3 separate regions of the Homo sapiens genome follow, and regions 2 and 3 are each linked to region 1. A link is a contact called in ENCODE Hi-C or POLR2A ChIA-PET data. All regions are on one chromosome and are shown on one strand. The core of a region is the stretch at or near the end of the contact, and the rest is flanking DNA. Distances in the headings are between cores, read along the strand shown. Region 1 overlaps GLRA2 (glycine receptor alpha 2). Region 2 holds the start of TCEANC (transcription elongation factor A N-terminal and central domain containing). Region 3 has its middle 31 kb from the start of TMSB4X.

What was found. Hi-C counts contacts between places; a loop is a spot of excess contacts on that map. ChIA-PET counts read pairs that join two places held with the same protein, here RNA polymerase II (POLR2A). Pooled maps may share reads with other maps.
Region 2: a pooled map shows a loop between it and region 1 (7-fold over the local background). The contact joins the promoter of TCEANC here to the enhancer-like site in region 1. A Hi-C loop is called at or near these places in 1 of 37 single-sample maps with no recorded cell type and 3 of 50 pooled maps. POLR2A ChIA-PET finds 5 or more read pairs at or near these places in 1 of 52 experiments (WTC11).
Region 3: a loop to region 1 is called in a map with no recorded cell type, with 6 times the contacts of the local background. The contact joins two enhancer-like sites. A Hi-C loop is called at or near these places in 2 of 37 single-sample maps with no recorded cell type and 1 of 50 pooled maps.

What each region holds. Positions count from the first base shown.
Region 1 is chrX:14,671,730-14,674,758 of GRCh38, reverse strand. All of the region lies in intron 7 of GLRA2 (glycine receptor alpha 2), which reads right to left. Among named protein-coding and RNA genes, the nearest start is that of GLRA2, 140 kb to the right of the region's middle. RefSeq lists enhancers at 638-932, 376-1,575. Within about 2 kb of position 1,403, at least 2 of the 41 ENCODE cell types and tissues checked have a DNase peak (open chromatin) inside an H3K27ac peak, as active enhancers do.
Region 2 is chrX:13,651,801-13,654,806 of GRCh38, reverse strand. It overlaps TCEANC (transcription elongation factor A N-terminal and central domain containing), which reads right to left and starts at 1,666. Exons shown (of 5, transcript NM_001297563.2): 1 at 1,619-1,666. LOC107985657 (a long non-coding RNA gene) reads left to right here and starts at 1,368. Exons shown (of 1, transcript NR_171573.1): 1 at 1,368-2,310. RefSeq lists enhancers at 1,444-1,533, 1,794-1,983 and a silencer at 1,554-1,865.
Region 3 is chrX:13,004,883-13,008,002 of GRCh38, reverse strand. No RefSeq gene overlaps it. Among named protein-coding and RNA genes, the nearest start is that of TMSB4X, 31 kb to the right of the region's middle. RefSeq lists an enhancer at 1,852-1,901. Within about 2 kb of position 1,827, at least 11 of the 41 ENCODE cell types and tissues checked have a DNase peak (open chromatin) inside an H3K27ac peak, as active enhancers do.

The DNA of each region.
Region 1 (3,029 bases), core at 154-2,653:
AGGAGAAAGAAAGAGAAGAGAAAAACTGGGAGACTATGAAGATATGGAAGAAAGAAAAAAAAGGAAAAATAATGAATATTTTTGAAGCTAGACCAACTTGGATTTGAATCCTAGGTGAATGACCAATGAATTTGGAAAAATTACTTAACCTTTTTGAATCTTGATTTCTTCATATCAAAGTAGGGGCCCACACATTCCAGTTTCATGGGGTCATTGAAGGATTGAATAAGATACTTTATATAAAACTTAACACTCATTTGGCAGATTGTAGATTCTCAGACACATTGGCTTGTAAGGGATGAGCCCCTGAAGACACTGCATAATTCAAAACTTGCATAATTCAAGGCAGTTTTCCCCACAGGAATAATGTAAAGTAAAATATCTTGTATTTGATGTTTTGTGCATGGACTAAGACTTTGTTAGTATTTTTATATTGCTTTGCTTTAAATTCACATAATCTAAGTTCACATAAATGGAACTTCATTGCAGTGAGCACTCCTGTATATCATGGGGACTGATATATGCTGTTACAAAAAGAAAACAGAACAAAATCACCACCACCACTATCATCAACAAAAAGCTTACACCACCACCATTCTATGAGTTATCTCCATTATAAGGATAAGGAAGCTGAGTTCACTCATTAACTTTACCAAGATCACACAGCAAAAGAATAGTTGAGCTGCGATTTGCATTAAATCTGGCTTGACTCCAAATTCTGTGCTTTTCTGCCTCACTGACCCCTGTGGGAACCTCCCTCTCTGGCGATGAGTCAGAAGAATTACTCACAGACTGTGCTTACACCAGATGACAACATCTGATGTGGAAAAGAGGTGAGAAGGTACATGCAGTGGGACTGGCAAGCAAGAAACAACAGTAGCACTGTCACACCTGCAGCCATGGACATACTGTGAAGATAAGTGTTCATAGATGGCAGATAACCGCAATCTTCATTTGTTTTCTCAGTCAGCAATTAGTGCCTCGACTACTTGTATACTATTTGTGCATTTACTCCCTACCCTAACCCAGGTTCAAAATTCATACTTACAAGCAAGGAAATAAAAGAGGGAAGTTTAATAACTGTTATTTGGAAAGGCCTTGGAATGGTGGGTAAGGTTTATAGTGATGGGTAGAGGAATATGGAAGAGCTGACAGGTCTCCACTCCCTGGACTGAGCTTGTTGGTTTATGATTTCCAAGTTGCCTATGCCTCCTATAGTGGGATGAGGAGCCAAATCAGGAAGGAAGCAGTGGCCAAACCTTTCACCCCTGACCATTTCTCAAACTCAGAACCTTACCAGAGTGAGTGGGTGTACCTGTGTTAAGTGACTATGTGCAGATGCGTCATCATCTCATAACAATTATGGATGATGTACTCCTGAGATGAACAGTGGGTAAGATATGTAGGGAATGGGTGATTCTGGAGTACAAAATAGAGGCAGTCTTAGAAGCCCAGTTCAAGTTGCAGTGATGGAGAAATCATTTCCTCAGAATACCTAGAATCTTGTGATAACTCCAGGATACAAAGAGGCCCCTTCTGGTGCTGAACTTCTCCACCAATGCACCTGAACCCTCTGAGCACTGTGATGCTACATCCTGGGGATGAGAACAGGGATTCCTTTAGTGGAGGGCCATAGAGTATTTAATATATGAGAGTATAGTGTGAAATATGAATTTCAATTGAATGGTAGAGTCAGTGGTAGCCGAGAAGCTTTCCGACCCAGACTCTGGCTTGTGGACTGATTTAGTGTCAGCTCTGTACTTTAATGTGAGCTCACAGTGGAGGCTGCAGATCATCAAGGATGTCTCGATAGGAGCCAACTTGCCAGACACCTTCCCTTCTTGGCATGGCACTCTGGGCGCTCAAGCCTAGTGTGTTCTAACCTAAAGCTCTTGAAGTTAATCAGCTACCTACTGTTTCATACTATTCAAAGTGAAACTGAAATGGAAAAATTCCAGGCATCCACCACGCTCCAGGTTCCATGTGGGGAGGAGAAAACAAGAAAAGGAGCTACAGGTCAGTCAAAGGTTTGTAATTAATGTGGTTCAAAAGCTTCTGGCTGGGCTGTTGATCTCACTTTTTGTTAGTTATAAATTACCAAAGATTATGTCTCTACTGTATCCACTTCCTATAGTTGAGCAGCATTTTGATACAAGTCAGCTCCATTCCTTTCTCTTTAACAAAAAAACCAGAAGCACAAATCACCCATTAATAGTTAAATACCTATTTGCAATAGATACTAGCCTACAGGAGTCTGTAATGATTAAAAAGAAATCCTACTGCCTCTTGAGTAAAATGACATAAGTAGATGTGTAAGCTCTTTGAAGAAATAAAAGGCCATGCCATCAGATAGCATTATTATTTTTCAATATGGAAGTGTACAGAATGCTTAAAAGATAAAGTGTAAGTGTGAAAATATTTTGGTTGGGCTCATTGAGTGCCTCAGTTTCTAACATATCAGTTGCATACATCTGCTTCAGAAAGTTTAGATCAATCTCAGCCCCTTGGCGGAAATCAATCCAGTATGACTATCTAAAGTAAGAGAAAGCAGCAAGGCTGTGTTAGAGAGAGCCATGAGAAGATGCCAAAAATGTGGACCTCAGCTTTGCCACTGGCTCACATTGCAAATTTGGGCACATTATCTCACGATTTGGGGTCTCACACTCCCACTTGGGATATAAAAGGATCGGGCTGATAATTTTCAAGGGTTCTGCTATTCTAAGATTCTGTGACTCAAGGGAAATAAAAAGTGATGAGAGAGGAAACCACATCAATAGCAGTATGGGTTCCCAATGTCAAGGTGATCAGAGCTGTGAGTCCCAGTAACAGCCTTCAGGCCCTCTACTCTGCATTCTTAGCACTTTCAGTATCATCTGATAATGTCTATTCATTGAATGCCTCTATGTGCCAGGCAAGACTTGCCTAAAATAGTGAATTCCTTGCTTAGAAGCAAATAGTACTAATTCAGGAAAAACAATTGCATGTGCAATACTATGTGCATAGCAGATACACTGAGTTTACTTGCAGAT
Region 2 (3,006 bases), core at 417-2,916, 1.0 Mb after region 1:
TGAAGTGGGTTTGAGGGGTCAAAACATTTGCATAAGGAAGGTCAAGCAGGTCCAGTTCCCAGAAGTGAGGGGTGCTGAGCAAGTTGGATAAGTTTCTTGACCATTCTGTGCCTCAATTTCCTCATCTACAAAATGGGAGAAATCCAACATCCTAGGATTAATGAGAATTAAATGAAAGTCTTGATAAAGTGCTTTGAACTATGGCTGTCACACAGTAAGTGTGAATAATAGGATGTGAATCTACAATTAAAAGGCTTAAAAATATCTACCAAACCAGGCATTGTTCTACAGCAGGGGGTCAGCACACTTTTTCTGTTAAAGATCAGAAGGTATATATTCTAGGCTTTGTAGGCCATACAATCTCTATGGACTACTCAACTCTGCTGCTATTGTAGCAGCAACAGCAGATACAGAAAATAACATAAATGGATAGGCATGATCTTGCTCTGGTAACACTTGTTTACAAAAACAGGCAGGCTGGATTTGGCTGCAGGCCATAGTTTGTTGACCCTTTTCTAGAGCAGGGCTGTGCAACATATATATAACATGTAAACCACAAATATGATTTAAAATTTTCCAGTAGTCATGTTAAAAAATAAAAATTGGTGAAATTAATTATACATTTTATTTAACCCAGTGTATCCAGAATAGTCATTTCAACATGTGATTAATATAAACAAATTGAGATATTTTACATTCTTTTTCATGCTAATTCTCGAAAATTCACTGTGTCTTACACTTACAGCACATCTCAATTCGGACTAGCCACATTTCAAGTGATCAAGCCTTATGTAACTAATGGCTATCATTATTGGGACGCCACGGTTCTAGAACTGATGCTAATATGGATAATGCTTGCTTAGGTGCATACCTATACCAAAAAGTGTATACAGTGCCAGGAAAAGTAGGCACGAAATATGGTATTGGATCCATATAAAAACTTATAAAGATTAGCTAATATTATAGTAAGCAAGGTGCACACATCTGCACAAAAATGGCCTAAACCCTGAGAAGAACGAGAGGAAAGGTCTGGAAACAATGTTTCCAGAAGTTTGTAACAAGTCAAAAATAACCTAGATCTGTTCAGATCTTTAGATCTCTTTAAAGCCTAAAGAGAAACTGTAACTTTCTAGCCCTAACCCACTTAACAGCTCCCCAGCTTCACAGGGAGCCCCGCCCTCTATGGAGAGAAACGATGCCAAATGTTGGCAGCGGTGTAGCGGTTACTGAACAGCCACTCAGCACTGCACTAGGACCATTTCCCTTAATGGTGACCCCTAGTAAAGGTGCAGCGAGAGGAAGGGACCAGCCCAACTGCCCGGTCTAGCCCGGGTTCGAGTTCCGGTGGGTGGGGTCGAGCAACATGCAAAGCCTGCCGCTAATCATCTTGGGATGACGGCCCGGCACCCAGCACACAAACAGCGACAGTCCCGAGGGTTCAGCCCACTCTGGCGACCTCGACAGTCGGAGAGGAAGGGGCGGGGGTGCGAGCACCTTCGGATCTACGCCGCCCAGGGCGCACCGGAAAGCTGCCGCGAGCCGGGGTGGGCTTCCGCTGGGAATAAGGGCTCGCCTTTTTGCGGGACACAGGCCCTGGCAAACCTGAAGCATGACTCACCGAAAAGCGCAGGCGCAGTTCCGGAGCCTTCAGCCGCCCAGTGCCCACGGAGAACTTCCGATCACCGGGACTGGGACAACGTCAAGGCTCAGCCAATCCAAGCCCACAGGCCGGCGCACGTGGTCCTGGGACCCAGTGCATGCGCGCTAGGGAAATGGCTGCCGTGGGACTGCGCTCGCGCGGCTTCCTAGAGGAGGAGCCATGGCCCCGCCCCGGGCCCGAGAGAAAGAAACTGCACTTTCGTTTTTTAGCAGCAAAGTTTGTTGATGTACTTTACAACTTATCTTTTCTGCTTCTACTCAGGACAGTCAAGACAGTGCTCAGCTAGATGTTCACATAACTGTAGACATAAATGTGAATCTATTTAACGCAGTAATTAATTCAAAAAGTGTTTTTAGCATCCTAGCATGCATCAGTTGATATGAAAGTAGTAAATGTTAATTGAGTGGTCTTGTGCATCCTGGACTTCTCATCTGTGCATATTCTCATTCTTTGCCTGCAAAGGGCCAGTAAAAGCACAGTGATGGTTGAACGAATGTGACAGCCTCCTTTGCTGATGCCTTACCCCAAGGTAATTTGGGGAAAGGTTCAGGGAAACAGAGTATCCAATCCAATACTCTGGACTGGGTGCTGGCAGGAAGGAGGGCGATTGTATGATTAAGTATCATAATAAATCTTACCTAAAAGGAGGGGAGACAAGACCAGTGACTCATTAACTGGGATAGGGGATGTTTGGTCATTTTTGTGGTTTGGACAATGTTTACGTTTTTTCAGCATTCCCACGTGATTACGAAGGAGTCTTGTTTTTGTCTTGATCCATCTGGTCAAAGAGTGGCCACGTCTGATGGTGTTCTGTGAAGTATTTATGTTCCACGCAGCACCAAGGCCCAGCTGTGACTGCCGGGGCAGCTCAGAGCTGTCAGGGGTTACTTTTTTCTTGCTGTCTATTATAGGGCTAAAATGTTTAAGGATTATATAATACCTTTTTAAAGAAAAAATTATTTGGCTGGGCGTGGTGGCTCATGCCTGTAATCCCAGCACTTTGGGAGGTCGAGGCAGGCGGATCATGAGGTCAGGAGATCGAGACCATCCTGGCTAACACGGTGAAACCCCGTCTCTACTAAAAATACAAAAAATTAGCCAGGCGTGGTGGCACGTGCTTGTAATCCCAGCTACTTGGGAGGCTGAGGCAGGAGAATCGCTTGAACCCGGGAGGCGGAGGTTGCAGTGAGCTGAGATCGAGCCATTGCACTCCAGCCTAGCGACAGAGCAAGACTTGGTCTCAAAAAAAAAAAATTATTTAATGACACTTGTCACTTGTTAAAGCATGGTAAGGAAGACTTTATTCAGGACCATTGAGATAGACATAGGTACCACTGCAACAGGGT
Region 3 (3,120 bases), core at 578-3,077, 1.7 Mb after region 1:
GCTATTTCATAATGTTTTCTTTTTCTAAGCTGGAGCCTTCCAAGGGAGGAGAGTAGGACAATGGAGAAATGAAGACAGAAAAATGCAAGCATTAACCCTGAGGTTTCTTTCTCAGTTGCATTCAGCAAACTAGCAGAGGTACCTAGACTTTCAATACCCAAAATGTGGTCTGTGAACTGGCAACCCCAGGATCACCTGGGAGCTTATTAGAGTCTCAGGTCCCACCTAGACCTCTTGAATCAGAATCCGCACTTTAACAAGATTCCCAGGTGACTCATGTACATATTAAAGTTGGAGATGCATCCTGAATTTGTCACATCAGTGTGAAAGGTGCTGAGCACAGGGCAGATGCTCATGAACTGACCACACAGTGGGGAGTCAACTCTAGGTGAATTCCATGCCACCCCTTTCTAAATGTTAGTGACTATTACTGCTGCCACAAGCTGATATGCGAATGGTGTTGGACAATTCATTTTGTACTCATAAGAAAATCAGTATCAATTGATTGCAAGGGGAAAAAATGCTAGACTTCAAATTCCTACTGCAGCAACCCATTTCCAAGTGCGGGTGTCGAGATGGGAGAAAAGAGGGCTTGTCTTGGGTCAGGAGAGCTGGGTTTCATTCCCAGTGGGTGCCTAGCCAGCTGGGAGACCCTGGGCAGTCATGTCTTCCTTTAGTGCCTCAGTTTCTTCATCTGCACAGAGGGAGAATGGAAACTAGACTTAATGGTATTTACAATCATGACCTACAACATAGCATGGACCCTCCACCCTCCCATTTCTTCTCTAATCCTTTTATCCTATTTCACTTTTCTCTAAAATGCTTAGCAATACACTTGCCACATTATATATTTATTTGTTTTTTTGCACTAAAATGCAAGCTTCATGAGCCACTGCATCCAGCCTGATAATGTTTTTAAATTTGCTGTATGCATCACATCCCCTTTCCTTGTTTATCATTCTCTGAGAAACAAATGTTCTCCAGGGGTTCCGTATTTTAAAAGGAAACTAATTTTTCCTCATCCCTCAAAAAATTCGAGGAAAGCTGGGAGAAGGCATTCATAGGCAGATAAGTAACAACTTATTTCCAAAAACTAGATGCAAAGGCTGCAGGCCTACAAAATGTTGTCTTTTATAGACTCCTCACTTTTATAAGATGCAAAAAAAAAAAAAATCAGAGGAATAGCTTGTAACAAATGGTTACAACTATGGAAATACAGGAATGGCCAAAAAAAGGCAAAATTCCACTATAATAGTGTCATGTGCTTTTCCTCATTGGTTCCTCCTATTTAAACCCTTAGCATGTCTCTCCATCTTCTCTTACCCTCTCAAGCTACATTTCAGATGGCCCCAACTCCCTGATTTGTTTTCACATATCATTTAAGGGCTAGCAGGGCAAAACCTTCTGAAAAGTCATGCAGATGATCATTTGCCTGGCACGCTTTTTTTTAAGTCAGGACTCAAATGAATTGAAAAGTTGCAAACATATTATTTGCAGGCAATGTGCTCAGACCCCCTTGCCTCGATAGTGGGCTGCATGAAGCAGTGGTGGTGCACCATCATCCACCATTTCTGGTGCCAAGTTTTGTCTCGTGTCCAGCTGAAATGTTAGTCATCTTATAGAGCTGCTTGGAAGATGCTATTACATGTAAGTCCCAGCAGTTTTTTCCTCTCAGTACTAGCTTTTTGTGAACGTCATGAGACTGGGAGAAAATCTCTCTGCCAACAAGTGCTCAGTAAAAACCTCCATCCCAGAAATTACCCTGATATATGCAAGTGTGGCAGCGTGAGAGGCAAGTGGGTTGGCAAAGGGCCACGTGGATTCACATGCCACTACCTTCTATTTCCCTTTGTTCAGCTGTGCTGTTCGCACAGGGTGGTGGGTTCTCTCTCTCTTTTTCTTTTTTCTCCTTACTCTTAGCTTTTCTTTCTCTCTCTTTCTTTCTTTTCTTTCTTTCTTTCTTTCTTTCTCTCTCTCTCTCTCTCTCCCTCTTTCTTTCTTTCTTTTTTTTGGCAGTTGAGCTTTGAGCAGTGATGCGTTTTGTTTCAAAAGAGAATCACCAACAGAAAGGGATTGCTCATTGCTCATCTAACTTCAGGGCTCTCTTCTTGTAGAATGCTTCTGCCCACTCACTGTTTCATATGAGAAAGCATTTAAATTCAAAACTCACAAAGTCAGAACTGAAAGTATGTGGGTTTCAGTTCTCCTTATCCGTTTTCCCTTCTTTAAAAACTAAGGAGCCCTATTTGGAGATGTGCGTGCCTGCCAGGAATGAGGTGTGGGGCTCTAGGGTGCTGCGCTGGAACCCATGATGACATGGTTGGCCTATTCATCATAGACCTTTAGAAATGGAAAGAACCAGAAAAGGGCCTGGAAAGAACCTAATTCAATTATTAGGAAGAACCGAATTCATTACTTTTAATGGCAAAAACTGCAATTACTTTTGCCCCAATTTAATACATCATTTTACAAATGAGAAAATCAAAGCCAGAGAGAATGACCTGTCCAAAGTCACATGGCTAATTAGACCCTGTATCACATGTAGACCCTTGTATCTTGGCTGCATTTGGGTGTAGTTGCCAATGTATGTTTGAACTTGGATCTACAACTCCTCAGCAAAGTCAGAGAATCATGCAATTAAAAAAAAAAATGGAGCTAACAGCAAGTCCCAGCATCTCCCCTTAGTTTTGAAGAAGGCAGCATAAACCAGGATCTAGACCCAAAGCAGAGGTCTTGGTAGTTTTTACATGAAGAAACTCATGTGATTCCCAACCAATTCTATGCAACCACAGTTAAAGTGATTTATCTTCAACATCTGGCAACCTAAAGAACTGAAGTAGAGATGACGTTGGGAAGCTGAGTTCCAGGAACATTTTTGTCATGGAGGTAAGGTTCCTGGGTCATCATGAATTAGATGAAAAAGCTCCTTATAACTGGCCACAAAGAAGGCATCAATGACTTTACTAGGTGAAAATGTGGACTAGTGTTTGGATTTTCAAAACAAGCTGATATCAGCCACATGTAAGACCAAAGCAATAGTCACAAAGAAATCCAAAGGACAGCCTCTGGGCTGAGAATTAATAGATCCTTTTCAACAATTTTTACGATAACTTGTTGACA